2 separate regions of the Homo sapiens genome follow, and region 1 is linked to region 2. Evidence: chromatin loops called from intact Hi-C (ENCODE). Cell type or tissue: ascending aorta. All regions are shown on one strand. Each heading gives the region's core, and the rest is flanking DNA. Links, peaks and the distances in the headings are about the cores only. Region 1 overlaps CMKLR1 (chemerin chemokine-like receptor 1). Region 2 overlaps FICD (FIC domain protein adenylyltransferase).

Region 1 (2,904 bases), core at 203-2,702, 210 kb before region 2:
CCAACGGGGATGTCTGAAGCTGAGGCAGGGGAGCAAGTAGCTTGCCTCACACCTGCCTGGTTGGTTGATCGATGACAGTGTTAAGCAGGGATTGCAGGGCTGGAGGACAGCAAGGTTGGGTGTTTACCCTCCAGCTCCTTCCCTGTAGGGTCTCCATGGGTCGACTTGGCCACAGCTATACTCTCCAGGCACCAAGAACCACTGCTCCCTCTTGCCCCTCAGCCTAGAGACAGTGAGTTCTCCTTGCCATTACCAGGACTGGGATTCAAAACCCAAGTTCATATGGATCCAGGGCCTCACCTCCTCTGGCTGTTCCCCTGCCGGTGTGTGTCCTATGGGCTCAGTGTACAGCAGGGCCGGGGACCATCTGGGCAGCAGATATTTACCTTCTGCTTCCTTGATTAAACCCCTTTGCCCAATGGGTTCTTTACATCGCAAAGCACTGGCTCCTTTTCTGCCCTGGTCTCTCTGTCCTTTGTCTCTTTCCCTGCTTCCACCTCTGTCCTGTTCTTACTCTCCTCTGTCTCATATCTGACTTGTTCTTTCTGCCTCTCTCTCTCCCCCAGTCTCTGTGTTTGCCTCTCTTTGTTCCTGGCCCTCTCCGTCTCTTCCATCTCTCTGCAGTCTCCCTGTCTTCTCAGTCTCCACCTCCTCCTCTCTCTTCCCATGTTTTCTCCACCTCCTGCACACCGGTCACGGGTCAGCCCTCCCCCTCTGACAGGCTCGGCTGCCCCTCACCTGCAACATTCCTCACCTGTGCGCCTAGCCAGCCCAAGCTTCCAGCAGCCACTCTGTCAATCTGCTGTCTCTTTCATCGCAGGCTACCACTAACCTCTTCCTGAAAGCAGGCCACAGGCCAAATGCAGGGGCTTTATCAGGGCCTGTGGGCGTAAGAGCCCATCAGGGAAACTGGAAACATTCCTCGCTCTGCAAATGACCATGTTTGGCCTGGCTCCTGTCCCCATCTTCTCCCCACATGACCCACCCTGACAGTCCAGCCAGATGGCTCAGACACCTCTCCTCCAATTCTGTCAGCCTCCAAAAGGAGCTGGGAGGCCCCTCGGAGGACCATCTCTTGTAGCAGGGGAAACTAAGGCCCAGAGAGTGCATGACCCTCTCTAAATCATAGAAAAGAGGGACTTGGTCTCTCTTGTTTATGGTGTATCCCCAGAGCCTAGAACTGTGCCTGGGACTTCCATAACTTCTGCCTCAGTGTGATCCACATAGACCGTTCCATAGATTTGCAAATAGGGACTCAGAGAGGTGAAGTGACTAGTCCAGATTCACACAGCCTTTAAGCATCAGCTCGGGATTTGAACCAAGGACTTTTTGACCCCAAAGCACAAGATCACAGCCTCAACCAGCAGCTGAAATGTAATGAGGCGGGCCAGTCACCACTCTTGCCCTCAAAAATGTCTCTCCTGAGCAGCATACCAGCCTCCCCCTGGCCTGGACGACTGTAGGTGCTGATGTCTTTGCCTGCTGCCTTCTGGGCCAGTCCATTCACCAGATCTCCTACCCTCCAGGGCAGAGAGAAGGGGCCTCTCATCTCCCAAGGATGGCTCCAGAGACACCTCCAGATCCCTGTATCCCCAGGCTCTGACAGACTCGGGAACCTGGAAACCACACAGTGTCTGCAGATGTTCCAGCCACAGGCCTGGCTGCCAGCCCCAGGACAGAATTAGCTCCGTGTCAGGAGAGAATTTCCTCCCTGGTCCCACGCCCACATGTGGGAGCTCGCACTGAGTCACTGCAGCAGAGCAGAGCGGCACGGGCTGCCTAACAGACTGTCCCATTTTCTTTCGGGTTTGGAAGGGGCCACGACGGAGCTTAGGACTCCATAAGAATGGGCAAAAACAAGGAGCTTATGCCCCTGAACCCAGACAGCCCACCTGCTTAGAGGCCAGGAAAAGCAGCTGATGAGCTCACCGACTCAGGGAGACCCCCCCACCCAAAATATTCACGCCACTGCCTGGCATCCTCCCATTAGAACACTACTCCTTGAGCCTTAAAAGCGTTTCCTTCCTCTCCGGGGATCTCTGTCTCCAGATCCCTGTCTGTTCTGTGCCCTACAGGCTGACCTGCTTGAAAATCTCAATAGGCTGTTTGCCCTCTGACCTCTGGTTTGATCCACAACTGCAGGCGTGGAGCGTGCGGTTGGGTACAAACCCTCCAGCTCCCTCCTTGTCAGAGGTGTGCGGGTTGGCCACAGCCACACTCCTTGGGTGCCTTAACTACTTCCTGCTCTAGCCCCTCAGTCTAGGAACAGTGAGTTCTCGCCTTCACTGGACCCGGAGCGTGGTAGGGATCCCTTGTACTGTCTACCCTTTTGTCAGTCCTCCCCTGACTAAGTTCTCGTTAATCACCTCATTTGAGTGGGTTGTCCATCTCCTGCCAACACTCTGACTCAGAAACCAGACTCTCCACACTTTCCCCTCCCTCCCTACCCACACATCTATCAACAAGTTCTTCCCATTTTGTCCTCCCAACAACTCACAGCTGTGAGCATCACCTCTGCTTACCTATGTGGCTACCAGGGGCTCCTAACTGGTTAGAAACCTATCTACCTAGTACACAGACCATTTTATTCCTAGTAGACAAATCTTTTCAAGAAGCAAACCACATCATGTCACTCCTTGCTGAAAACCTCTTAGCACCTCCTTGTTCTTAGAATCAAGACCAATGCCTTACTATGGCCTGAGCAATCTAGACCCTGCCTACCTGAGGACTGAGCTGAGGCTCGAGCCCAGACCCAGACGGAACCAAGTTCCATGAGAACACGCCCTTGCAAACTCAGCCTCATTACTTTATTGGACACCTAGCTGCCCTTGTAACCATCTCCCCAGCAGCCATTCCTAGTCACAGAAGGTCCCCAGCAAGAGCATTTGATGGACATCTGTCCTT
Region 2 (2,841 bases), core at 1-2,500:
TCCAGCGGGTAAGTTGGAAGCCAGAGCTGCCCTGAACCAGGCCCTGGAGATGAAGCGCCAGGGCAAGCGGGAAAAAGCCCAAAAGCTCTTCATGCACGCCCTCAAGATGGACCCGGACTTCGTGGACGCGCTCACCGAGTTTGGCATCTTCTCGGAAGAAGACAAGGACATCATCCAGGCGGACTACTTGTACACCAGAGCATTGACCATCTCACCCTACCATGAGAAAGCACTGGTCAACCGCGATCGGACACTGCCTCTTGTGGAAGAGATCGACCAGAGGTATTTCAGCATCATCGACAGCAAAGTGAAGAAGGTCATGTCCATCCCCAAGGGGAACTCAGCTCTGCGCAGGGTCATGGAGGAGACCTACTACCATCACATCTACCACACAGTGGCCATCGAGGGCAACACCCTCACCCTCTCGGAAATCAGGCACATCCTGGAGACCCGCTACGCCGTGCCCGGGAAGAGCCTGGAGGAGCAGAACGAGGTCATAGGCATGCATGCAGCCATGAAGTACATCAACACGACTCTGGTTTCGCGCATCGGCTCCGTCACCATCAGCGACGTGCTGGAGATCCACAGGCGGGTGCTGGGCTACGTGGACCCCGTGGAAGCCGGCAGGTTTCGGACAACACAGGTCCTGGTCGGACACCACATCCCTCCCCATCCGCAGGATGTGGAAAAGCAGATGCAGGAGTTTGTACAGTGGCTCAACTCCGAGGAAGCCATGAACCTGCACCCAGTGGAGTTTGCAGCCTTAGCCCATTATAAACTCGTTTACATCCACCCTTTCATTGATGGCAACGGGAGGACCTCCCGTCTGCTCATGAACCTCATCCTCATGCAGGCGGGCTACCCGCCCATCACCATCCGCAAGGAGCAGCGGTCCGACTACTACCACGTGTTGGAAGCTGCCAACGAGGGCGACGTGAGGCCTTTCATTCGCTTCATCGCCAAGTGTACTGAGACCACCCTGGACACCCTGCTTTTTGCCACAACTGAGTACTCGGTGGCACTGCCAGAAGCCCAACCCAACCACTCTGGGTTCAAGGAGACGCTTCCTGTGAAGCCCTAACCCTAGAAATCCTCAGTGACAAAGGCTGTCCTGAGGTAGGAAAAAAAAAAAGAAACAGCATTTCTAGAAACCTAGTCACTTCCTAAAGCAAAAGGAGAAACATTCTTTACCTCCAAATGTTTTAGTTTTAAAAAAAAAAAAAAACTAAGTTATGAAGCCTTGTCTCTAAAATAACTTATAATTCAACCAAGCTATTTATTTTCTTCTTTGGAGCAAGCTAGTCAGTATTGTATGGTGTCTGCTGTGTCTTGCTGGTGGCCGTGCTTTAGGGGCAACAGTGCCACCATGTGACCAGAACAAAGGTTCTGGAGCAGAATTTGCACTAAGGTGGAGGAGCGGCCAAGAGGTGTGGGACGGGGCCCAGAGCCACTGACATAACTCCTCCAAGTGCTTCTCTGAAACAGGCTGAGAGGTTCTGTGACTGCAACTGGGAAGTCAGACCCAAGTCGCAGCTGAGAGAAATGGTTGAAAGCTCACTTTCTCAAGGTTTAGATTAGTGGTGACTAACTTCCAAGCAAACTTCATAGAAGAGAAAATGAATGCCGACATTCCTTACTTACCTGCAGGAAGACTTTTTGAGCCATAGTTTGCAAACTTTAGTGCCAGCAGCTGTTTTTTTTTTTTTTTTTTTCATATTGAGACTATTTTTCTAATTAAGAATAGGGGGTAGCCATAAAGAGCTGTATGTTGGAGGGGGAAACATGGTGGGCGGGCAGTTTGGTTTTCTTTGTGTATCCGCGTTTCTCTCACACTTCATTTGTAGCAACTCAGGCCAGATGTTTTCGTCTGAAATTCTCTGGGCTTGTCATTCCACCTGTATCGTGCTGCAAACCAGGTGTTATGCTAGTAGGCATCTGCCCTCACCCCTCTGCCTGAGTTTTCTGTAGGCAGATGTTAACCTGAGAAAACAAGTGCCATGTGGACACCAAGTAAGCATTTTTGATAATGAATTAGAGCACCAGTTTCTACTGAATGGAGCAAAAACCTTCAGCCATGGCCAGGCTGCATCCCTTTGGTCCTGGAGTTTCATCTACTTACTGCCATCTTCCACGGTCTTTGCACTGTCCCGTGTCCCATCCCCCTGGGAGGCAGAAGAGATTGCCTCGGAGTGGCCTTATTTTTCTCGCAACTTGTGAAATGATGTAGTGCTCTATGTAATATGGCCGGGTTTCCAAGCTGTCATCCAATGGAAGTAGAATCTTCTCTTTGAATCATATGGTACAGGTGCCAATATGACTGCTGCTATTTAGAGTCAGAGAGGTGGAAGTCACTGGGTCCCTTTCCCAGTGACAGAGCCCATGATGTCTAACACTACTGCACTTTGTCAGTGTGTGAGTGATGGCGAATACGCAGTGTTGTCTCTTTGATTTGGTAATTCCGTTCCTGACAGTAATGAGGCCACTGCTCTAAAGTAGTTTATACAGTTCTTCAGTTGTATAAATAGCACAGAGTAGTTTTTGAAAGGTTAAGAAAAATAAGTGAAAAGACATACACGATATATGAAATGGCTCCAAATGATAATTGTTCAAACCTTTATAAAATGTGTTTTCGTACTCTTATGCTGCCAGAGGTACTTCTTAAAACTCTTCTCGTCTTGGTTTTATAAGCACACCACGGAGGTCTGACAGATGTGCTTGCTTCTACTACAGAGCAAGAGAATTTGCACTTTAGCTATATGTGAAGGATATTATTTTAACAAATTCCTGATTCTAATAAAGTTATTTTATTACATGAATGCTTGAGACTGTCTTATTTGGGAG

The links. A loop is a pair of places that touch in the nucleus more often than their neighbours do. Peaks named below come from ENCODE experiments on the same cell type or tissue, not always from the same donor. Only the 100,000 strongest peaks of a DNase experiment are listed, where the experiment ranks them.
Region 1: a loop joins it to region 2, with 2.9 times the contacts of the local background. A loop is called at or near these places in 9 of 110 quality-filtered maps.

What each region holds. Positions count from the first base shown.
Region 1 is chr12:108,304,026-108,306,929 of GRCh38, forward strand. The region is part of intron 2 of CMKLR1 (chemerin chemokine-like receptor 1); the gene reads right to left. Among named protein-coding and RNA genes, the nearest start is that of CMKLR1, 34 kb to the right of the region's middle. RefSeq lists enhancers at 1-70, 1,641-2,162. In ascending aorta, for the core only: no CTCF peak of the experiment used is centred there; DNase peaks (open chromatin) are centred at 1,696 and 2,336; H3K4me3 peaks cover 1,676 bases; H3K27ac peaks cover 2,500 bases.
Region 2 is chr12:108,518,395-108,521,235 of GRCh38, forward strand. It overlaps FICD (FIC domain protein adenylyltransferase), which reads left to right. Exons shown (of 3, transcript NM_007076.3): 3 at 6-2,816. The coding sequence ends at 1,081. Among named protein-coding and RNA genes, the nearest start is that of FICD, 4.5 kb to the left of the region's middle. In ascending aorta, for the core only: a CTCF peak has its summit at 1,360 (motif pointing left); no DNase peak of the experiment used is centred there.